Regions from separate parts of the Homo sapiens genome. Here region 1 is linked to region 2. The links are chromatin contacts, found by Hi-C or POLR2A ChIA-PET in ENCODE. All regions are on one chromosome and are shown on one strand. The core of a region is the stretch at or near the end of the contact, and the rest is flanking DNA. Distances in the headings are between cores, read along the strand shown.

Region 1 (6,064 bases), core at 3,190-5,689, 1.0 Mb after region 2:
GAGGTCAAAATAGCAACATTAACAGAAGTTTGGAAGAAATTGATTCCAACCCTCCTGAATGATTTTGAAGGGTTCAAGACTTCAATGGAGGAACTCACTGCAGATGTGGTGGGAATAGCAAGAGAAGTAGAATTAAAAGGGGAGCCTGAAGAGGTGACTGAGTTGCTGCAATCTCATGACTAAACATGACTGGCAGCCAGGCGCAGTGGCTCAAGCCTGTAATCCCAGAACTTTGGGAGGCCGAGGTGAGCGGATCATCAGAGGTCAGTAGTTCAAGACCAGCCTAGCCAACATGGTGAAACCCCTTCTCTACAAAAATACAAAAATTAGCAGGGCATGGTGACATGTGCCGGTAGTCCCAGCTACTCAGGAGGCTGAGACAGGAGATCACTTGAACCCAGGAGGCAGAGGTTGCAGTGAACTGAAATTGTGCCACTGCCCTCCAGCCTGGGCAACAAAGCGAGACTCCATCTCAAAACAAAACAAACAAAAAAAAACCTTGAATGGATGAGGTGTTGCTTCTTATGAATGAGCAAAGAAAACAGTTTCTTCTTTCTTTTTTATTTTCTTTTTTGAGACAGAGTCTTGCTCTGTTGCCCAGGCTGGAGTGCAGTGATGTAATCATGAATCACTGCAGCCTCAAGCTCCTCAAGTAATCCTCCCACCTCAGCCTCCAAAATAGCTAGAACAAGTGAATGCTACCATGCCTGGTTCTTTTTCTTTCTTTTTTTTTTTTATATATAGGCAGGGTCTCACTATGTCGCCCAGGCTGGTCTCAAAGTCCTGGCCTCAAGTGATCCTTCCACCTAGGCCTGGGATGATTCCAGGCTGGGATTACAGACATGAGCCACCACATCCTGCCTGTTTCCTTAGATGGAATATACTCCTGGTAAAGACGCTGTAAACATTGTTGAAACGACAACAAAAAAATTAGAATATGACATAAACTTGGTTGATAAAGCAGCAGCAGGGTTTGAGAGAATTGACTCCAATTTTGAAAGAAGTTCTACCTTGGGTAAAATGCTACCAAACAGCATTGCATGCTACAAGGCAATATATTATGAAAGGACAGTCCATTGATGTGGCAAAATTCATTGTTTTCTTGTTTTAAGAAATTGCCACAGCCACCCCAGCCTTCAGGAACCACCACCCTGATCAGTCAGCAGCCACCAACACCAAGGCAGAACCCTCCACCAGGAAAAAGATGATGACTCACTGAACGCTCAGATGATTGTTAGCATTTTTTTGCAATAAAGATTTTTTTAATTTAAAGTATGTACATTGTATTTTTGACATAATGCTATTGAACACTTAATAGGCCACAGTATAATATAAACATAACTTTTATATGCACTGGAAAACCAGTGGATTTTTATAACTCACTTTATTGCAATATTTGCTTTATTGCGGGGTCTGAAAGTGAACCCACAATATTTCCAAGGTGTGTCTGCACCTGTTGTGGGTTGAACTGTGTCCTCCAAAAAGATATATTGAAGTTCTAACCCTTGGTACCTATCACTGTGACCTTATTTGGAAACAGGTCTTTGCAGATGTGATCAGTTAAGACGAGGTCACGCTAGAGTAGCGTGGACCCTAATCCAATGGCCAGTGTCCTTATAAGAAGAAGAGAAGACACAGAGAGACACATACACACTCAAAGAAGAAGCCCATATGCAGACAGAGGCAGAGATTGCAGTGATGCTTTCACAAACCATGAAACACCTGGGGCTACCAGAAGCCAGATGGATAAGGAAGCATGCTCCCCTAGAGGTTGCAGAAGGAGCGTGGCCCTACCAACACCTTGATTTTGACCTTCTGGCCTCCAGAACCATGAAAGAATACATTTCTGTTGTTTTGAGTCACCCAGTTTATGCACCTTGTGGTGGTGGCCACAGGAATCCAGTAACACCCCCTTCTAAGAGGGCAGCCAGGCAGACGAGGAGAACTATGCAGTTAGAGGCTGTGGGGTGGACAGCAGGGGACAGGTCATCAGGGCACTGTGCAGGTCCAGGTCCATGATGCTCGGAAGAACACACACCTGCATCCAGCAGAAGAGCCAGTGTTGCATATCAGCCACCCAGAGCCCAAGGGTCCATGTAAGCAAAAATGGCCACGCCAGTGGGGCCACTTTTCCTCCAAGCCCCCTCCCCTCCATCCTGGCCCCAGGAGCATCAGCAGGTGTGGGAGAGGAAGAGAGGAGGGGACGGCCAGACCTGCCCCTCCCCAGGGTAGGAGCCTTGGACCTGGGGTCCAGCAGAGCTGGGAGGAGAGGCAAAACTGAACTGGATGTCAGATGTTGGTTGAACTTGACAGACCTGTTTCACACACAAACACAATCAAAAAACTATGGTGGGATCTGCGCCAGCCTGATTAAGGTGGGGAAGGAAGATCCAGCAAGACACACGGGTTGGGAATCAGGGACTGCTGGGAGACTTAGCACGGAGACACTGGACTTCAGGGAACTGGAAGCTGGGAGGATGGGTGAACTAAGAGATAAACAGGGTGGGTACTCCAGAGACAGCAATGCCCAGAGAGGCAGGGGCAGAGGGAGGGCGTGGAGTTCCCAGACCCTGCAGCCGGGTCACCAGTGGAAGCTGGGAGCCCTGGGGGCCTGTCTGTCGCAGCTGGAGAGAAAGGGAGAGAAGGTCCAGCCCCCTCTGTCTCATGCTCAGGCCTCCCATGGGTGGAACCTGGAAGTGTGGGAGATACCACTTGCAGGGGTCTGTCCCCACAAGACATGGCAGAGGAGGGAGAGGACAAGTGTAGAGTCTCAGGACAACAGATCCAGGACCAGCACCGCATGTAGAAAGGCAGTGAAAGGAAAGGGGGAGACCTCCACTTCGGCCCTGCCCCCTCCCTATCTAGCTCCGACTGGTCGGCAAACTGGTTCCCAGCCATGCAGCCCCAGGAAATGGCATTGATGGTGCTTGGACCCAAAGTCATGTCTGTGGGGTTCATCTCCTGGAGGAGGATCCCTGGCCACACCCCTTGGGGTGGACAGATCCCTCTCCCTGGAAATTCCCCTTTGGGGTAGGCAGATCCCTCCATCTAGCAATTTGCAGTTCACAGACCCCAGAATGCAGGGCCAGAGACAGGGACACTCCCAGAGTTACCCGGGACATCCCTGTATGTGTTTGGTTGTGGATCAGAGGAGGGAGAGGCTTGTTCAACACACAGCCACCTGCCCCTCACCAGAGACAGAGACCCTGGGGCTGGGGAGGAATCCAGTCCATTCGCTCCAGACACCCACCCCAGGCTCAGGAACAGTGCAGAAGAGAGACAGGGGCTGGCTCCGAGTGAGAGAGACACCCGCCATTCCCAAACCCTCTTTGCGGAGGACCACGAAGAACCCACCAAGCAGTGTAAGGAAAGAAGAAAACAAACAAGGACTTATGACCCGGGCCCACCTCTCACTCCAGCCCCAAGTCACTTCCCCTTCATGTAAAGCAGGTGTTATTTTGTTTGCGGCTCTTCAGCTGCCAGGTGGGGATGCAAATGAGAAAAGCTGAGACTCAGTTGTTTCACAGAAAGAAGAGGAAACCAGAAGATGTCGGGACACCAGAGCCTGTTGCTTTTCGAGGCCTTTTAGGATAGGGTAGCAATTGAAGGTGGCCTCAGAAAAGGATGATTGGGAAAGGGGGAGGTAACTGAGGTCCCCTCACCTAGCCTGGGGGCCCCTTCTCTTCACCAACACCTACAAACCCTTGGCCTCAAAACCCAGGCAGTGTTCCGGCCACCTCATGTAGCAAGGGGAGCCTGGAGACAGAGGACGGGCCCCGGGTCACACACAGAGTGGCCAGATTGGGTGGAGACCTGCGTGTCCTGGCACCAGGAGTCTCTCCACGAGCCTCTGCAATTTCTCAAACTTCAGTGAGATGAAGACTCATTTTTGCAACTTGGTCTCTATTTGCTGCACTGTTGGCCATTTCAAGCTTGTACCCGCAGTCAGCAAAAGGAAGTGTTAATAAGCTCGCCCACATAAACCCACTTTGCCCACTGCTCAAACCACCGCAAACCAATTTTTCCAGGCTGCTGCCAGGTTAGGCTCCCTTGGTGTTAATTTCCTGCTCAGTAAAGCAGTGAGTCATCTCCCTCCCTTCTCTCCAGCTCTCACTATTGCTCTGAGACCAGAGTCTGCAGCAGAGGGGTCACATGGAATCCTTTAGTACAGAAGTTCACGACCTGGACGAGGAGACGCAGGGACCGCCAACTGGCTCCTTGGAAACTGCCCGCAGTTGATTCCGAAAACACACCTGAGCCGAGAAGCTCCATGCAATCTGGAATTCCTGGAGTTCTTGTCAGCGTCCACTGCCATGCAGGACTCTGGGGCACTTGGCTTGTCATTGGCTAAAAGATGGGCTGGGTTCGAGGTGCAGATAGCTGCATTTTAGCCGCTGGTGCTGTCTCGCTTGGAGGAATGCTGTCTGCCACGCGACCACCAGGTGGCGCACAACACCTCGCGGCGACTGGACCGGGCACGGCTGCCTCTTATTAATCCCGCGGAGAAAACAGAGGCTGGAAATGCCCCCGGGGTGAGGCTTGACCAAGAACGGCAGACTCAAAATGGCTCCCTGTGGACCAAGTTCAGCTGAATGGAACAGAAAAATGTGTTCACAGCGGCTTCAACAAGAGACAGTCGTGTTTCTCTGTAAACACAGTCCTGAGTGGCTTAGGGGCCCCATGAAGGCCTAGGGCACGCAGCCTCCTTCCTCCTCACGGCCTCCACCTGGGATGTAGCCCCCAGCCTCCTAGTCCACGGTGACTGCCAGAGCTCCAGCCATCTCATACAAGTCAGGCAGTAGGATGGAGGAGGGGACAGAGAAGGGTATGGCTACCTTCACTGTGCTTTGCCGGAATTCACAGACATCACTTGTCTTACAACTCATTGGCCAAGCCTTAGCCATGGAGGCTGGGGGTGGGCTCTTTTGCTGGGCTTTGCCACCCCCAAGTAATTTCAGGCTTTAGTTTAGAAGAAGAATATGAGGATGGCTATCTCACGGCGACGTCAGCCACATGTGAATATGCGCCACTGGAGTTCCCCTGCGCCAACCCAGCATATTTCCCATTCCCTGGAAACCTCAATAACTGGGGCTCACTTCCTGCCTGCCCCTTAACCGATTTGACTCCCAAATATATGTCCCATGTCCATATTCTTCTCTTACACGCCAAGACCTGTACCTCTACCTAAACGTCCTGTGAGAACCTCACACTCCACATGTCTAAGCCGGTTTATCACCTCCTCTATCCCCTGCACAGGCCAGCCCTTCCTCCTGTGCTCCCCAGCCCAGGGTCTATCATCATGTCCCTTGACCCAAGCCAAGAACCGAGAGCCTAGGCACCTGCTTCCCTCCACACAGCCCCTCTGCCATCTACCCGTGAGTCCCACCTTCCCAGCATTTCCTGAATTCGTTCCATCTTTCCTTTCCCCATGATGACTTACTGCTCATCACCCTGAGACCCCAGTCTCGCCTCCATCAGACCAACCTCAACGCGGCTTCCAGAGGGGTTGCTCTGAAATCCAGATCAAACCCTGTCACCCTTCTGATTGAAGCCTCCATGGCTCCCAAAATTTTCAACGTGATTTATCAAGACCTTGAGAATCTGACCCATCCCTACATCCTCCACGTATCAGTTAGCATGGGGTAAGCATTTAACATGTGCACAAACCAGGCAGTGACTCCCTCCGTCCTCACAGCTCCTCTCTGAGGTGGCGGGTGACAGTCTGGGTTATTATTATTCAGCAAATACTCACACTCCTCCCGTATAGACTCCCCTGCTCATTGATGTTGGACTTGACCACCTGACGTGTTTTGGCCCTGGGGCTGTTGGAGGATGGAACTAGCAGAAGCACTCCATGCGCCCACATGGCCTGGCTCCTTCTTTCCACTCCAGAAGTCCAGGGTAAGAAGAGCTTCCTCCAGAGAGCCTCTGCTGTGCCCCAGGACAAACTTGGTGCAACCACCTGAACTTGCGTCAAACCCAGGCTACCTACAGCCTAAGGCAGGGCCGTCCAGCCACACCTATCCTGGATCAGCCAAATTATAGCCATCTGAGACCTGTGAGT
Region 2 (6,984 bases), core at 4,283-6,782:
TGCCTCAGATGCCTCAGTCCCTGTTGCTGGGGATGCTTCGGTGGGGCCTCCTCACTGTGGGCCTTCTCTTGGGTCAGTGTGATCCTCGTGTCCCTTCCCTGTGCCAGCGACACTCGTGGGCTTCACGTGGCTGGCCCCTGCTCCCAGGGCTCTTGAGATGCTGCCTCTGACTGCAGCTCCTGCCACACTGGCACCTGTGTGGCCGCTGCTCCCCTCTGCACCTGGGAATAGCTGCCCAGAGACTTCCTGTTTTGAACCTTTTGCCTTGCTCAGGCAGCCAGCAAGGGCCCTGGCACTCACAACAGAAGGGCCCTGCAGTGCTGCGGCTCTGCTGGCGGGCCAGGACAAGCTGTGGGGCGCAGACACACTGGGCACACTCCAGACAGGCACAGGGCCTCTGGGCAGTGAGTTTGCAAGTGTTTTGTGGTCCTGGATCATGCACAGGCTTCTTGGCAGCCAGGAGAGGCTGTCTCTGCATTTAGTGTGCACACCTGAAAGAGCGGCCCCTCACCCACTAGGCAGTGTCCTCCCACATCCCCAGGAGGGTCTTCCTGTGCCATCTGAGGTCCACTTAGTGGAAAGCCTTTGCCACACCAGGACACTTTCAGGACTACTCCCCCACGTGGCTGTGCTCATGGTGGCCAGGGCTATATGGCTCTTGAAGCTCTCCACACACTTGGCACAGATGGATGGCTTTTCCAGTGGAATCAAAAGGACTCAGGCATTCTGAGGCCAGTCTGGCCTTGGGGTTTTTCAGCTTCCCAGAAGCCTGCAGAATCGTTCTGGGGGGTTCCCAGTTGCCTCCAGAATCATCTTCAGTCTTGTTTCTGACTGTGTTACCAAATACTGTGGAAGAAACTCAGATGTTAGCCTAGTGATGGGGACACACTTCTTTTGTTCAGTGTGACCTGCTCAGCCTCTAGCCCCCAGCCCCAGCGAGATGACGGATAAGGCAGCGTCCTGTGGATGCCAGAGCCGGGGCCAAGTGTGGGTCAGCATCCCAGCTCAGAGGAGCGGCCCAGTTTGTCTGAGAACACTGAAGTCCCAGAGCCCTGGGGAGGGGCTTCTGACCAGCACTCCTCCTGCTCTCATTCCAACACACACAAAGGGAATGTCCTGGTCCAGGGAGCCAGGGCTCTCTTGCTGCCATGTGAATAATTCCCTGTAGCAGCCACTGCTAGACAGCAAGCTTGGGAAGCCTTCTTATGCAGAAATCAAAGTCATTTTTATAAAAAGTGTCACAGAGTCCCTTATGAAGACAGCTGGACAGAGCAGGAGCCGACCCTTCCCTGACTGCCCAGTTCAGTGAGCCCGGTAAAATATCTGCCGTCAGCAGCCTGCCATGAGGTGCAGTGAGGACCTTCTACTTCATCCCTCCAAGCTGAGTCGTATCATAAAATGCATACTTTATGTTCCTTCTGCCTGTAGAGAATCAGAAAGCACATGATGGAGGTTTCAGAAAAGGGCTTGTGAGATCGAGCATGTCAGAGCTGAAGATCTGTGTCTGTGAGACATGTCCTCCTGAAAGAGCACACATGAGCTGACATAGCCACGGCGCCGGATTGCCCTCACCCTGATTGTCCCATCAGTGTAGCTTGTCTCAAGAGGTTTACACTGTGGCTGTGTTTCTCACAGGTTACCCAAACTCCTATCATAAAGGCAGGAAACAGAAGTAAAAAACCTGAATCCAAACCACAGGAAGTGCTGCGGAGATACTGATTCGTGGGTTGATCAGAGCCCAGGAGGCACTAAAGGCTCAATGAACATGGTGATCTTTGTGCAAGAGATGTTCCATCAAGGCTTACCTGGCTGGGTGGTAGCTTTTTGGCCTCTGTTGGGGGCTGGGAATCCTTCACCCAAAGCTCATGTTCCCTTTCAAGTCTACAAGTGATCTCTGGTTTGGCAGCAGCATGCACTGTAGGGAGAAAGACAGCCCAGTGCCCCTCAACCCACACTGAGCGCACATAGACCCGTGTCAGTCCTGAAGCCTGACTTGCACCACCCATTTAATGCCCTGGGCTCACCCTATCAATTTGGGACAGCGGGGGTAGGTTGTAAACCTAAGAGAGCTCCAGAAGTAGGCAGGGCCTGGCATACAGGTAGGGATGTTTATTTCAGGGCAACTTCAGGAGTGCCAAGGGCTGATAAAACAGTGCAATTGTCATAATATGTTTTCCCACTGCCAGGGCCCTTGAAGGAGAAACAGGCTCAACTAGTCACAGAGACAACCATGCTCTGGGTCTAGTTCTCCCTGACCCCACAGGCCAGGAGTGCCCCTATTAGATGGCAAGCAAGCAAGGGGCCAAGGTCCTCACCCAGCAAGACTCCCAGCTCCTAATTCCTTCTTATCACATCCTGGTATAATTCCTTCTACTCATGGCCACCAGAACAATGGGTGGAAGGTAGGTGGTTACATCATTAAATGTCACAGGCCTTATTTGCAAAGACAGAGACATCTGGAGCTGTTGTTCTCACCTCCGACACGTGCCCCGTCTGCAGAGAGCATTAGGATGCATCTGTGGCTCTGAGGTGTGATTTCCTAGGGCCTTCAAGTGTCCTGGGGCTCCTGTTCATTTGCACTGGGGGACACTCAGGGAAGTTTTAAAGAGCCTCTTTCAGTGGCTCCTTCTCCTTCTACCCTTTCTAGGAATTCATCAGCCCCATGAAAAGATGAACGATAGAGATGTCACCAACATCAGGACCCCACTCCCTGGGAGATGTCATGGAAACTTGTCAATCACACCCAAAGCACTCACTGAGGAGCCATGGCAGAGCAGTCGGTGGCGCCAATACCAACCAGAAGCCGCCAGGGCAGAGGGGAACCGTGAAGCCAGTGGAATGCACAGCTCCACCTCAGGGGACCGGGGTAGGCGGGGCTGTGTCTGGTAACATGCCCTTTGCCTCACATTAGTGCCTCTGAAAATAGTGTCCTCAGCCTGGGCACAAACCCTAGGGGTGAGCTGGGAGTGTGGAGGAGACGCTGGATTAGGGAGAAGTCTCGGCCATGTGTTCTGGCTCTTTTACTGATGAGCTGTGTGGGCCTAGGCAAGTTACTTCACTTCTCTGGGCCTCAGTTTTATCACCTGTAAAGTGATAGGATTGCCTTAGCCTCTAAGATCCCTTTCAGCTAAAAACAAAGTTCTAGAAAATAAATATGTGGTACTGTGGAACTCTGGGGAGCTGTTTGATCAGGTGAACAGTTTACCCATGGAAATGGGGCTCCAGCACAAAGCTGCTCACATCTTCCAGTCACGCTCCAGGGAACAGCCAGGGCTTGTGGGCCCAGATGAGGCTTTAGTGGTTGGAGAAGGAGCCAGTTCCTGGTTTTAATCCCTTCATGGACCTCAGACCATCACAAAGCTGCCAAACAAATGACACAGGCAATCACATGCAAATTAGGACAGAAATGAAACATCAAAGACATTAAAGGAAAAGAGTAAGAGCTGCAGGCTGCTAATATGAGTGGCTGCTCAGACTCAGCAATGTTTTTGGTTCTGGCCAAAGCCAAGACAAAGGAGCAGAGGCAAAGAAGGAAATACATTTCACTTTACAGCTGTCATTTTCTACAGAGGATTTTTTTTTTTCCAGAACAAAATTCAAAAAGTCCGTCTTTTTTGAGCTATAGAACTTTCGTGGTGATTTTTTTTTTTTTTTTTTTTTTGAGACGGAGTCTCACTCTGTCCCCCAGGCTGGAGTGCAGGGGCACAATCTCGGCTCACTGCAAGTGCAAGCTCTGCCTCCCGGGTTCACGCCATTCTCCTTTCAGCCTCCAAAGTAGCTAGGACTACAGGTGCCCGCCACCATGCCCAGCTAATTTTTTTATATTTTTAGTAGAGACGGGGTTTCACCGTGTTAGCCAGGATGGTCTCGATCTCCTGACCTCGTGATCCGCCCGCCTCTGCCTCCCATAGTGCTGGGATTACAGGTGTGAGCCACTGCGCTCAGCCCTCGTGGTGATTTTTTGAAGGCCTGTATGGACATACTCTTAACTCTATCTCCTGGATGCCAAGTGCACCCTTATCCTAGGCCAGTGTTCTCAACAATGTACACACTCTGGATGAGAAAAATAACCATTGTTTACAATCCAGCTAAAATCTCACCTCCTCCAGGGAGTCTTCCTGGATTTCTCCACCCTCTGAATTCTCATAATGGGCATTTGGCTACTTTGATCACAGGGCTCTTAGAACTGCGCTGTCCAGCATTATGATTTTACCAGAATATATCACTCCTCAACTACTTTAGAAACCCCTCGAAGGCTAGGATGGTATTTTATACCTAACAGTTTGGTGTCATCCCACGCCCACCTCCAACTTACATGAATGTTGGAAGGATGGATAGGGAGGTTTCAACTAGAGAACGGAGAAGGGCGGATGTAACTGGTTCTTGATTTCAGAAAACAGCCAGGAGCACACATGGCTGACGGGGTCAGTGCAAGGACAGGCACATTTCCCTTCTGCATCACGTGGGGACTGCGCCTCCCTATGTCATGAAGCCAGGGAATATGTGTGGCCGGCCGCTTGGGGTAGCACTTGTTGCTAGAGATACCGCCTGGAGGCCACTGATCTGTAAAAGGGATCTCTACAGAAGATAGGGATTTTTGATCGCCAGAGAAGAAGGGATATGTGAGATCCAAACGCCGAAGGAGGAAAGCAGGCTCCGTGGTCTCTTCCAGCCCTGATGGAAGAAACTACCGAGCCTTATTATACTAGGTGCTTTCCACATGCCTATTCATTTAATCCTCCAGCAACCTTGTAAGAAGGGCCATCCCATTTTATATTTAAACAAACCTTAACTACTGACGCAAGGAGTCAAGGATCTAATCCCAAAGCCTCTGCCTGGTTCGCTGCAGATGGATGTCCGCGAGGACGCCAGCCCTCCGCCTCCCGCCGGGTCCCTGAACGCCGGCCCGGCCGGTCCAACCTCATTCCGCTTCCCGCCATCGAAACGCGAAGCCCCCGCCTTCCCCCAAACGTCTCAGCGCCGCTGGGGCCTTTCTGGCTGCGCCGCCTCCGACCCCAGGCCCCGGTCCGCGCCCGCCGCTCGCTAGTCCTGGGAGTGAGGAGAACGCGTGCTGAGGACCCGGCCAGAGGGACAGCGGGGACCGCCCTCCCGCTGCGTCTCTGAAAGCGAGGCCGTTCCTCCCGCGTCCGACCCCCGCGGGGCCGTCAGGTTCGGGGCGGCCCAGGCTGCGGGTCCGCAGGGCGCTTCGGGCCGAGCCGGCGCGGCGCGTGAAGGGCAGGGGACGCCCCGAAAGACCGCTGGGGTGGGACCCCAAGCTCCAGGGGTCTTTGGAAATAAGAATGCGGCGTGACGTTGGCTGTGCGGGCGCGGGGCTGACGCGGACCCTATAACCCATCGCCGAAACCGGGCGGCCGCGCCCCTATTCCTCGGCATTTCTCTCTGTCCGCGGCCCTGCTCAGCCAATCAGCGAGTGGGCTCCTAGGCAGGTCCTGAGTGACAGCGCGGCGGGCTGGATCAGGAGATGCGCGTGCGCGGCCCGGCCCGGCTGATCGCTTCGGGTGCTCGACTCCTGTTGCGCATGCTCAGCGCGCTGCCCGGCTGGGGACCCGCGCACCTGCAGCGCCCGCTGCTCGGCCCTGCATCCTGCCTGGGCATCCTGCGCCCGGCCATGACGGCGCACTCATTCGCCCTCCCGGTCATCATCTTCACCACGTTCTGGGGCCTCGTCGGCATCGCCGGGCCCTGGTTCGTGCCGAAGGGACCCAACCGCGGGTAAGGAAAGCGCGCAGGCCCTGCAGACCTCTCCACCCCGGCCCCCTGGCCCGGCTCGCCCCTCCGCCCCGGGGCGGCGGCTTCCTGCTCTGCAGCGAGCGTCCGCAGGAGGGACGCCAGGACCCCGGACGCCACCTCTGAGGTCTCTCTGCACCTGGGTCTCTGACAGCCGGGAACAGGCAGGAGGTGGGGCGAGAGGGCATATCCAGAAGGTAAAGAGGAGAGTGACATTGGAGATGTCTGTCACCCCTCCTGCAGCCAGTAAAGGGCACAAGTGGGCACTGACGCAGTTTCTCCACTCCTTGCTAGCTGTGTGACCTAGAGCCAATATCAAGTCTCAGTTTCTTCATGGGTAAAATGGAGATAATGTCGACTCCTGCCTTAAAAGGCTGCTGTGAGGATGACCTGCGGTAACGCATTTAAAACACCTACCAGTGCGTGACACTTTGTAGGTATGGGATAAGTTTAGCTGGCGTTATTTTTCGAAGGTCCTCTAGCAGATTGCTGCGCCATTCACCAGTTTCTGCTTCATATTATCTTCAGTTACAAAGCACCCTTCCCTTGACTGCATGTTCCCAGGGGCTGGAGTTTGTCCAGTTCACCATTGTCTACTCAGTGCCCAGCCAGGACTGGCACAACCTGCTTAGTAATGTTGAAAAAGGGATCGCGTGCTCCTGTGTCCAGCACCAGCTTGCAGTGCTTTAGATCAAAGATCAAGGGCCTCGTTTGGATTAGAGTTAGCTTTGCCCAAAGGCCGTTTGGACATGTGAGTGCTGCCTTTGTTCTTAAAGACAGGCAGGGTTTGGGATCCCACAGCTTCACTTTGTAAACCATTTTCGTGTCTTGCGTCTCCTGCTATTCTTGGTGAGTTCTTGCTTCAGTTTGACTGAAATTTCTTTTGCTGCACTTGAAGCATCTGTCTCTGGTCTTCTCTGAGTACACGCAAAGTGGCTAGTCCCTGTTCTCTTTGTAACAACTCACTGGGCCTCAGAACTGGCTCACAGTCTGCCTGCTTCTTGCCCTGTCTTCTAGCCTATTGTTTTCCTTCCCCTTGCTCCATGAATTTTGAATTCTACAGACCACTCCCTGTTGGGTTGCCACAAATGCAGCTCTGTGCAGTGCCTTTCCACAACACGTCTGCATTAAGATGGAGCAATATTGGGTGGTAGAGAAGGGAAATGAAGGGAAGGATTCTTAAGGCAACTTGGATGTGGTCAAGGTTGGCCTCTCTGTGAGGTGACACTTTCAGTT

Evidence for each region. Hi-C counts contacts between places; a loop is a spot of excess contacts on that map. ChIA-PET counts read pairs that join two places held with the same protein, here RNA polymerase II (POLR2A). Pooled maps may share reads with other maps.
Region 1: a loop to region 2 is called in a map of OCI-LY7, with 6 times the contacts of the local background. The contact joins the enhancer-like site here to the promoter of ATP6V0E2 in region 2. A Hi-C loop is called at or near these places in 1 of 168 maps with a recorded cell type or tissue (OCI-LY7) and 2 of 50 pooled maps. POLR2A ChIA-PET finds 5 or more read pairs at or near these places in 1 of 52 experiments (OCI-LY7).

The regions. Positions count from the first base shown.
Region 1 is chr7:150,894,217-150,900,280 of GRCh38, forward strand. No RefSeq gene overlaps it. Among named protein-coding and RNA genes, the nearest start is that of AOC1, 45 kb to the left of the region's middle. RefSeq lists an enhancer at 4,305-4,599 and silencers at 4,305-4,465, 4,483-4,542. Within about 2 kb of position 4,440, at least 4 of the 41 ENCODE cell types and tissues checked have a DNase peak (open chromatin) inside an H3K27ac peak, as active enhancers do; they include OCI-LY7, where a contact is called at or near this core.
Region 2 is chr7:149,868,437-149,875,420 of GRCh38, forward strand. ATP6V0E2 (ATPase H+ transporting V0 subunit e2) reads left to right here and starts at 5,533. Exons shown (of 4, transcript NM_145230.4): 1 at 5,533-5,733. The coding sequence starts at 5,630. It overlaps ATP6V0E2-AS1 (ATP6V0E2 antisense RNA 1), which reads right to left and starts at 5,426. Exons shown (of 4, transcript NR_027040.1): 1 at 4,788-5,426; 2 at 3,206-3,360; 3 at 1,806-1,915; 4 at 1-1,422. RefSeq lists silencers at 5,060-5,269, 5,300-5,379, 5,790-5,969 and enhancers at 5,332-6,300, 5,630-5,769.